3 separate regions of the Homo sapiens genome follow, and regions 1 and 2 are each linked to region 3. A link is a contact called in ENCODE Hi-C or POLR2A ChIA-PET data. All regions are on one chromosome and are shown on one strand. Each heading gives the region's core, a stretch centred on a gene start or an enhancer-like site at or near the end of the contact. The rest is flanking DNA. Distances are from core to core; before and after follow the strand shown.

Evidence for each region. Hi-C counts contacts between places; a loop is a spot of excess contacts on that map. ChIA-PET counts read pairs that join two places held with the same protein, here RNA polymerase II (POLR2A). Pooled maps may share reads with other maps.
Region 1: POLR2A ChIA-PET joins it to region 3 with 10 read pairs in HEK293. The contact joins the promoter of FABP6-AS1 here to the enhancer-like site in region 3. POLR2A ChIA-PET finds 5 or more read pairs at or near these places in 2 of 52 experiments (HEK293 and activated T-cell).
Region 2: a pooled map shows a loop between it and region 3 (2.7-fold over the local background). The contact joins the promoter of IL12B-AS1 here to the enhancer-like site in region 3. A Hi-C loop is called at or near these places in 1 of 37 single-sample maps with no recorded cell type and 2 of 50 pooled maps.

The regions. Positions count from the first base shown.
Region 1 is chr5:160,208,297-160,211,454 of GRCh38, forward strand. FABP6-AS1 (FABP6 antisense RNA 1) reads right to left here and starts at 1,774. Exons shown (of 4, transcript XR_941148.3): 1 at 1,681-1,774. It also overlaps a transcript of FABP6 not described here.
Region 2 is chr5:159,329,675-159,332,843 of GRCh38, forward strand. IL12B-AS1 (IL12B antisense RNA 1) reads left to right here and starts at 1,844. Exons shown (of 5, transcript NR_037889.1): 1 at 1,844-2,366; 2 at 3,108-3,169. It overlaps IL12B (interleukin 12B), which reads right to left and starts at 813. Exons shown (of 8, transcript NM_002187.3): 1 at 758-813.
Region 3 is chr5:159,824,347-159,827,458 of GRCh38, forward strand. All of the region lies in intron 2 of LINC01847 (long intergenic non-protein coding RNA 1847), which reads right to left. Among named protein-coding and RNA genes, the nearest start is that of LINC01847, 45 kb to the right of the region's middle. Within about 2 kb of position 1,370, at least 9 of the 41 ENCODE cell types and tissues checked have a DNase peak (open chromatin) inside an H3K27ac peak, as active enhancers do.

The DNA of each region.
Region 1 (3,158 bases), core at 524-3,023, 380 kb after region 3:
GTGAGGTGGTGCATGCCTTTCATCCTAGCTACTTGGGAGGCTGAGGTGGGAGGATCGCTTGAGCCCAGGAGTTTGAGGCTGTTGTGAGCTAAAATCATGCCACTGCATTCCAGCCTGGGTGACAGAACAAGATGCTGTCTCTTAAAAAAAAAGAAAAAAGTTGAATCTACATTGCAATAGTTTGAATGTTTGTCCCCTTCAATCTCATGTTGAAGCTTACTACCCCATGTAACTATAGCAAGAGGTGATAGGATCATGAAGACTCTGCCCTCATTAATGAATTAATCCACTAATAAATTAAAGGATTAATGGGTTATCATAAGAGTGGATTAGTTATCATGAGAGTGGGAGCCAGGCACTGTGGCTTATGCCTATAATCTCAGAACTTTGGGAGGCCAAAGCAGGAGCATTGCTTGAGGCCAGGCATGCAAGACAAACCTGGCCAACATAGGGAGACCCCATTTCTTTTTTTCTTTCTTTCTTTTCTTTTTTTTTTTTTGTAGGGAGTCTCACTCTGTTGCCCAGGCTGGAGTGCAGTGGTGTGATCTCGGCTCACTGCAACCTCTGCCTCCCGGATTCAAGCAATTCTCCTGCCTCAGCCTCCCAAGTTGGTGGGATTTCAGGTGCCTGCCACTACACCCAACTAATTTTTTGTATTTTTGGTAGGGACGGGGTTTCACCATGTTGGCCAGGCTGGTCTCAAACTCCTGACCTTGTGATTTGCCTGCCTCGGCCTCCCAGAGTACTGCGATTACAGGCGTGAGCCACTGCACCCAGCAGGGAGACCCCATTTCTAAAAAAAAAAGAATTAGTCAAGTGTGGTGGCTCACACCTGTTGTCCCAGCTACTCCAGAGGCTGAGGCTGCAGTGAGCCATCTTTGCATCACTGCACTCTGATCTGGGCAACAGAGCAAGACCCTTTCTCAGAAATAAATAAAGGTCTGGTGTGGTGGCTCATGCCTATAATCCCAGAACCTTGGGAGGCCAAGGCAGGCAAATCACTTGAGCCCAGGAGTTTGAGACCAGCCTGGGCAACATGGTGAAATCTCTCTCCACAAAAAAATAAAAAAACAAAAATTAGTCGGGTGTGGTGGCCCACACCTGTATTCCTAGCTACTTGGGGGACTGAGGCAGGAGGATTATTTGAGCCTGGGAGGTTGAGGGTTCAGTGAACAGTGATTGCCCCATGCACTCCAGCCTGGGTGACAAAGTGAGACCCTGTCTCAAAAAATTAAAATAAATAAATAAAGCCAGTTTGGCTCTCAGTGAGCTCCCCTTGCCATGTGATGCTCTGTACCGTCTTGGTATTCTACAGAGAGTCCCCACCAGCAAGAAGCCTCTCACCAGTTGTGCCCCCTAGACCTTGGACTTCCCAGTCTCCAAAACTGCAATAAATCATCGTCTTTTTTGTCTTTTTTTCCTTTTCTTTTATTTTTAGAGACGGGGGTCTCACTATGTTGCCTAGGCTGGTCTTAAACTCCTGGCCGGAAGTGATTCCCCAGCCTTGGCCTCTCAAAGTGCTGGGAGTACAGGCATGAGCCACTGCGTCCAGCCCTTTTCTATGTCTATATATACAGTCTCAGGTATTCAGCTGTAGCAACAGAAAGCAACCTAAGACATACATTTTAATCAAAAGTATAATAAGAAAATTTCAGGAAGAAGTGGGAAAAGGAGACATACAATCAACCTGTGCACAGTAGAATCCTCCTGGTGTCTTCAGGAGACCCGACGTGATCTGACCAGGGGAGTCTTGCAGCTCCATTCTCTGTACCAAGGCAAGTCAAACAGGTAAAGCAGATCACAGAAAGGGCTCTGACCTCAAGAAACATGTGATCTAGGTGGAAGCATGAGTCACATATGCATGAAAAACACAGCAGGCAATGAATGACAGGTAAGCTGGAAAGAGAATTCACCTGGTTACCAGGAGATATGGGCTCTGTTCCTAGTTCTGGCACCCAGTGATGACCTTGGGAGCCCAGTGGCTTCACCTCTGTGAACTTTAATCTCCTTATCTGTCAAAGGGTTTTAATGACAATAATTGAGAAGCTGTGATCATCAGATGAGATAACCTATCAGTGACTGCTCTCTGAACTGTGGTACAAGTTACCTTTCAACCTGGAACAGCACCTCAAACATGAAGGAATCTATCCCTATGGTGGAAATTCAGGCCCAAGCAGTGGGCAAGTGGGGTAGATCATGTGGGGACAAGGCCACCTTTGGTTGGCCCTTAAAAATACCAGAACACAGGGGCAGCCTGCACAGCTCTAACACTGCAGAACAGAAGTCAAGGTGGGCATTCTTGCCTCAGCTCGAAGACCTGCACAGCCTGCTCACCTTTGTAGAGCAGTGCACCCCAGGGAGAAAACACAGGAGCAGCCACGTCTCAGCCTTCTCAGAATGTCCAATCCTTTTCATAATTTAACCGCTTGCTCTGCATAATTACTTTTCTCCTGCTTATGAGCTTAGAGCAATAGTAGTTCCCAATAACTAGAGATTTAATAAGGCTAAATTACAACGAGTGTCCTGCAGAATTACACACCGCATTAACACCAAATGAGTTCATTAGAAATTCATTAGGAATGATTTCTGCGGCTGCCACAGGAATTAATCACGGTTTGCCAGTGGCAGGAGAGGGGGCAATGAATGATTGCATGGGAGCGGGACGACCTTTTGCCATCTGACTTTCTTCTGAAGCAATATCTTTCAAGGGTCATGGGCTGCTTTGGTAGGGAGATTGCTTGGACGTTGTTAGACATGCCTCTCAATCTTCTTCCTTCTTCCCAGCCACTGCCCTAGATCAAACCTGTAGATGTTGGAGTCGGACCCTTTTTCTGTCCTGGGGAGCTGAGAAGTCATCATGGGCACTTATGTTCTTGCCTGCCCAGTATCCTTTCCCCCTTCTTCTGTCAGTGTACTTCTGTGTTTCTTGGAGAGCTGCTCCTTGAAGATACTGCTGCATGTGGGTCTCTGTGGGACTGTCAGTTAAGAGCCTCCACTGGCCTCACCCACCCCCAGAGGGAATACATGTCCTCGGCTGAGCCCATTGGGCTTTCTCTCCTGGTATTTTTTAGTAGCTGATATTTATGAAGTGCTTGCTAGGTGCTGGCCCCCTTTCTAAGGATCTTCATGTACTGAGCATCCAACCCTCCCATTGCCAG
Region 2 (3,169 bases), core at 594-3,093, 490 kb before region 3:
TAAGAGGTTACCCACATTCCATCTAGTATCTTGCAATTCCTTGTTTGAAAAAGTGGGTCATCACCTGGGGTTTAGTAATCCCTTTGTTAAAATGACATTGTTGTTGCACACAATTTTACCTGGGCAAGTAAAAAAACCTTTTTTTCCCCCTTCTCACAGATTTAAAAACTCTTTAGGAAGCAATAATAGCTTTTCATTTTTTAACTGGGGCCAAAGTTAGTTAATCCACAAGAATGGGGATCCCAGCTGTCATTTTGGTTGATATCACAACTGACGACCAAGACCATCACAAATATGGGAGCAAGTCTGATTTGTAACATTATTATAATTATGAATCCAATTACTTTAAGGAATGCACGAAAGGCTTTTTAAAAATTTCAATAGTAAGGCAGGCACCACTCACTTTAGCTCTATACAATCCTTTAACTGATGGGCATTAACATTTAGGAATATACTTTTATACATCAATACACACCACTTCAAAATAAGATAAAACAAACATTTCCACAAACTATGCATACACACAGATCTTGCTATACAGTTATTATTAGGTGGCTTTTAAAATGGACACTGTACATCGGTCCCTAGAGTACTAAGTTTTCACTAATGTTCCAGCAGATGACTCACCAGGGATGCTTCCAGGAATCCACCAACTCCCTCCTGCCAGCTGCTGGGGTAGCACACTAACGGTTTCTACACCTGGACAGCTGCAGGCCCACAGGGAGGGGAGGGAGGTAGGGGCTTGGGAAGTGCTTACCTTGCTCTGGGCAGGACGGAGAGTCCAATGGCCCTGAAACAGATGTTGTTTCTTCTGCTGCTGTTGCTGGTACTGGAACTTATATACTCTACTCCTTTCTGATGGAAACTTAAACTAGAAACTGACTTGTTGCAACATTGAAAACAACTCTCAAAACCTTCTGGGGGAATTTCAAGAAGTTCCTTTTTTGTTTGTCTCTCTCTGTGTGTGTATCAATAACGAGGAGGGAACATAGACATCAAAATCCCAGGTAATGAACTAAGAGGAAATGACTTTTGGGTGGGGAATAAGGAAGGAGATGGAGATGCTAATTTCTCTGGGTTTACATCATGGCCAAGGTGCTTGGAGACAGCACTAGGCAGATTCCCTGGGTTCCACAGATCGAGGAAGAAGGAAGGCCAAGGGGCGGTCAGACGGGAGGCTGAGTTCATGTCGGGATGGAACAACTGTATGCCCAAGGGCTTAAAAACAAAATCCTGGTTCTTCCCAAGTCAGAGAGGATGAGATGAAGGGCAAAGGGTTTAGTACATCTGGGGCGCCTTCCTCCACATTAGTCCTTTAATTTCAGAAACATACTATTTACCACCCATCTTGGCTCCATGCACCTCTCCCCACATTCCCCGAGTGGGAACACACGCGTGCACACACACACCCATGCACATTTCATACAGACACAGACCTGGGGAGATGATAAAACTGCGTGTACCACTAATAAGACTCAAATATGTGCACATCCTGTGCTCATAGGTACTCGCTCATAGGGGCGGATGGGAGCAGAAAGTGAAATACCCTCAGGGAGGCATACAGACAACCACACTCAAGGCACCCCCCCTTGGGCACCCAGACTACATCCTCATTTCATTTGCACACAAATCTATGGCCCTAGGGGCTCCGTGCAGATGCACAGGAATAGCGGAATAAAGATATCTCTCGTGGTGGAATTTCAAGTTGCTAAGAGGTATGCAAAGGTGTACACCGGTGTGGACCCCCCCATCCCCCGCCCAGTCTGCACGTGAACAGGAACATGTACCTGCACGTATACCAGGTACACGCAGACAGATGCGGGCCATCCCCAGAGCCGCCGACAGAGGTCGCTGCGAGACGGTACCCGCGCCCCACAGTCCACCCGCTCCTCGGAGTCCCCCCGCGCCCCGGAGTCCACCCGCGCCCCGGAGTCCACCCGCGCAGGTCCACTTCTCCATCCCTGCTCTCGACCTCCGCCCCTGCGGTGGGGGAAGTTCCTGGGGCGGTGGCTGGGACCAGGCCGGGTTTTAGGCGGGCGCAGATTTCCGGGCTAACTTTCCTCGCCGTCTCAGCGCGGGAAGGGGGAAATGGGAAACCCGGGCCAGAGCAGCGGAGCTTCCCAGCCGCACACTTCCTCCCTCCAGCCGTTTGTCTCGGCAGGGGAGGGCCCAGGCAGCCAAGCCGGCAGGCCCACTGGTTATCCGACCTTGTGCTCTGGCCGTGGGTGGAGACCTTACATCCAGCTCAGAGCGCCTCCTCCCATCCCCTGTGTCCTCTAGGCCTCCCCAGACTTTGCCTTTTAGCCTTCCAGTGAAACAAGTTCTGTATCCAAGATATACAATTAAGTGGACAAAGCAGATTGCAGGTATGTTTTTTCGTATGATACCATTTGTGGGGTGTGTGTGCGTATGTGTGTAAGTGCACCTGCACTTTTCACAACTGGTATCTCTGAGGCATATGTAACAACTGGGGGAGGGGCTTTTTGTAAACATGTATTAATTTCCTCCGATCCATCACTAAAGTGTACTGAACAGAAATTGACGTGAAGTAGTTTCACTAATTTATTTACAGTGGCTGCACCACCACAGATGAGTCCTTGTGCCCCCCCATAAATAAATACATGCATAAAATAAGACAAGTAAGGTTCAAAATGACACAAATATTTTATTCATGTGTTCGTAAAAGCACCTTGAAAATTAAAAAAAAAAAACTGTAACGTAAAGTCTCAGTAAAAATCCAGCGCCAGTTATGCAAAAGAAGCTTCGAAGTATGCCCTCATCCTCCCTTTTCCGCTCAGATTGCAGCCCGAGGGCTAGTCCTATATGAAAGGGCCCCCAGTGTTCACCTCCACCAGGGACAAGTAATAGGGTTTTAAGAGCATGGGCTCTGGAGTTAGAGAGCTGGATACCCGCACCTGCAAGTTACTTACCTTCGTTAAGCCTCAGTTCCTCACATCTGTAAAATCGGGTTAATAATAGTACCTGATCTCAGGACTGGTGTGAAGATTAATGAGATATGATGGGATGCAGTTAAAGCAGCATCCTGGCTAAACGTTTAATGAATGGCTGCTTGCACTTATTTATTTTTTTATCCTGTCGTGTCCCAGAAAGTCTTTTCGTAGCTCACAAGGGGACATCAAAGATGACAAAGAGGAGTGGAAGAAGACAG
Region 3 (3,112 bases), core at 120-2,619:
AGGAAAGAAAGAAAGAAAGAAAGAGAAAGAAAGAAAGAAAGGAGGGAGGGAGGGAGAGAAAGAATGAAAGAAAGAAAGAGAAAGAAAGGGAAAGAAAGGAGGGAGGGAGGGAGAGAGGGAGAGAAAGAATGAAAGAAAGAAAGAAAGAGAAAGAAAGAGAGCAAGCGAGCAGTTTTCTTGTTTCTAGAATAATTAGTATGGGTCTCCATCCCAAGACAGACTTTTTGGTCCTGTGCTAGAAAAGACTTCCTGAGCTAATTCATTTCATTTATTTCTAAGTATCTTGTTTTCATCATGGCATCTCCTGCAGGAAATGAAAATAGCCAGCAGCTTCGGCATAGAGAGACTGAGAGGTCCCAGCCCAACACCTCAGGACAAAGGCAGGGCATAGCAGATTAAATGCCACCATTGCTGCAGTCGCCTGCTCTCACTTTTCTCTCCCTGTCAAAGCTGATATTGAGTGTACTCTCCCTGTGAATTGAGCATTCTGTCATCAAAAAGCTCGGTGATGAAGCTTATCTCATTTTTAAAATCAAGACTTGTCTCCCGTCTTTAATACTGGATGACTAATACCTAGGTCATTTTTTAAAAACTAAATTAATTTGATGCTCTGATTCCCTGTTGTTGTGCAACAAATTACCTTAAAACGTAGTGGCTTAAAATAGCCATTTTATTTTGCTCACAGTTTTGTCAGGAATTGTCTTTAAACATGACAAGATGATAAAATAAAGTATGACCAATTCAGCAAACATGTATTGAGCACCTACCATGTCTCCATTACACCAGCCTGTCCTGCAGGCAAAAGCAAAGACACAGTGGGGTAGAATTTATGGGTGCATTTGGAGAACTGCAAGTCCTGGGTATGGCTGGAGTTTGGGTTCATGTGGAACCCAACAAGGGACAGGCTTCAGAAGTAGACTGAGGCCAGATCCTCAAAGCCCTCGAATGCCAGGATAAGAAATTTCAACTTCATCCCATAGGGTATGGGCAATAGGGAGCCATGGAAGATTTCAGCAGAGAAGAGTCACTGTCAGATCTATGCTGGGGGATAGGCAGGGAATAGATGCTTCTATGAGAAAAGAGTGAAGCGTCTGGAAATTTGCCCTCTTATTCAACACCTGAGGGGCTCCACAGTTAATATTCACCTTCAGCAGAGCTGACCTCCTGGACCTCATTTTACCCTAGCCCTGTTTCTTTGCCACTGGGTGCAGCTCAGCATGAAGAGTGCATGAGTGAGAGCCACGGGCCTCCTTAGGGGAAAAAGAACAAGTACTGCCCAAGTTGCTACATTGCTCATATGCATTGTTACCCTGAAAGGGTCACAGTCCCTTGCCTCTACAGGGAGTGGGGGATGAGGCTGCCTTGGTGTGGCTCAGAAAACATATTGAGGCTTGGCAGCACCTGAGAACATTTTGAAAAACTTCCCACCAGGTTTTATTTGTTTTGTTCACAGGCCCTTAAAGTTAGCAACAGAAATCACCTCTGAGGGCTTGGTTCCTGATGGCTCTCCAGTTCCCAACAGCTGTGGAGGGCCTCTCCTGGCCCATTTCCCTGACCAACCACTCCCTGCCCCTGTCAGGCCCCTCCCACCTCAGAAGAGGCCACAGCCGCAGGTCAGCTCCAGGCAAAGGCACAGGGTAATTAGAGGCTGCTAATCACTACCACGATAATAATACTAGTGAGTTAGGGAATGATTCACAGATACCAGACACCAACTTAAATACATGTATCCTCTCATCTAATGGTCAGAACAACCCACAAAGGAGGCATAACTATTTTCTTTATCAGATAAACTGAGGCATGGAGAGCAACTCACCCAGTTGCACAGCTAGTATTTGGCAGAACCTGGATGCAAACCTGGCTCTGATTCCAAAGCCGAGGCCTCTTGGCCCTCCAGTCTCCCATTTCTCAGCGCTTCCCTTGGGGAGTTGCCTCTCCTACTGCCCCCTCAGGTACCCAGCCCCCTGCACCTAGATTTTATCATGTAAGCATCCAGTTCTTCCCATATGCAGCTCCTTTGTCTCAGTTGTGTCAACTAATTTTATTACCCTGGGTAAATCCCTTCATTCGCCTGGGCCTCAGTTTCTTCATCAGTAAAATGGGGATGCCCAGTCTGTCTTATAAAGTCAGTCCAGGCACTAAATCAGTTGGTGTGCTCCTGCGGCCCTGGGAACCTGGGATGGGCACTTAACTGTAAAGTCTTCTTATGACAATGCAGAAGTGACTCATCTGGTGAGCAGCCCAAGCCCTTCCTGTAGGCAGTGAGCACTCAGGAGGTTTCCACAAATAGATTCAAGCAACAGGTGTCTGCACCCTGGGTAGCTCGGTACCTGCCAACTCTGCTGGCAATGCTCGCTCTGGGCTCTTTCCACAGAGAGAGGTCACATTCCATGGCCCAGCAGCCCAGCACAAGGAAACAGCCCTGCCCACACACAAGGAAAAGTGGACATTAAGGGTTCTGCTTGTTTTTAAAAGGCTTATGGGCCTCCAAGGCAGAGGAGAGAAGAGCAGGGAGACCAGGTCTAAAGTGAGGGTGGAGACTCTCCTTGTTCCTAGCTGTGGAACAGAAGCACTGTCTCCCCAGGGTGGAGGCCAGCAGCTTTCCCAGCAGGCAGACTATGAACTGCTCTGCTCAGACTTCAGACTTGGGTCTGGCTTAAAAGGAGCACAGAGTCATATTTGCTGGATTAGTTTCCTAGGGCTGCCATAATGAAGTACCACAGACTGGTGACTTAGAACAACAGCAATGTGTTGTCTCACAGTTCTGGAGGCTGGAAGTCCAAGACCTAAGTGTTGGTGGGGCCATGCTTCTCAGAAACCTGTAGGGAAAAGATCCTTCCTTGCCTCTTCCAGCTTCTGGTAGCACCAGGCGTTGTGAGACAGGATCACTCCAGGCTCTGCACTGTTTCTGCTTGGCATTCTCCCTGCTTTACCTCTGTGCATGTCTACCTCTGTATCCAAATTTCCCCCCCACAGTGTTTGTTTTTGTTTTTTGTTTTGTTTTGTTTGAGACAGGGTCTCACTGTGTCACCCAGGTTGGAATGCAGTGGTGCACTCTCAGCTCACTGCAACCTCCACCTCCCAGGCTCAAGCGATCCTCCCACCTCAGCCT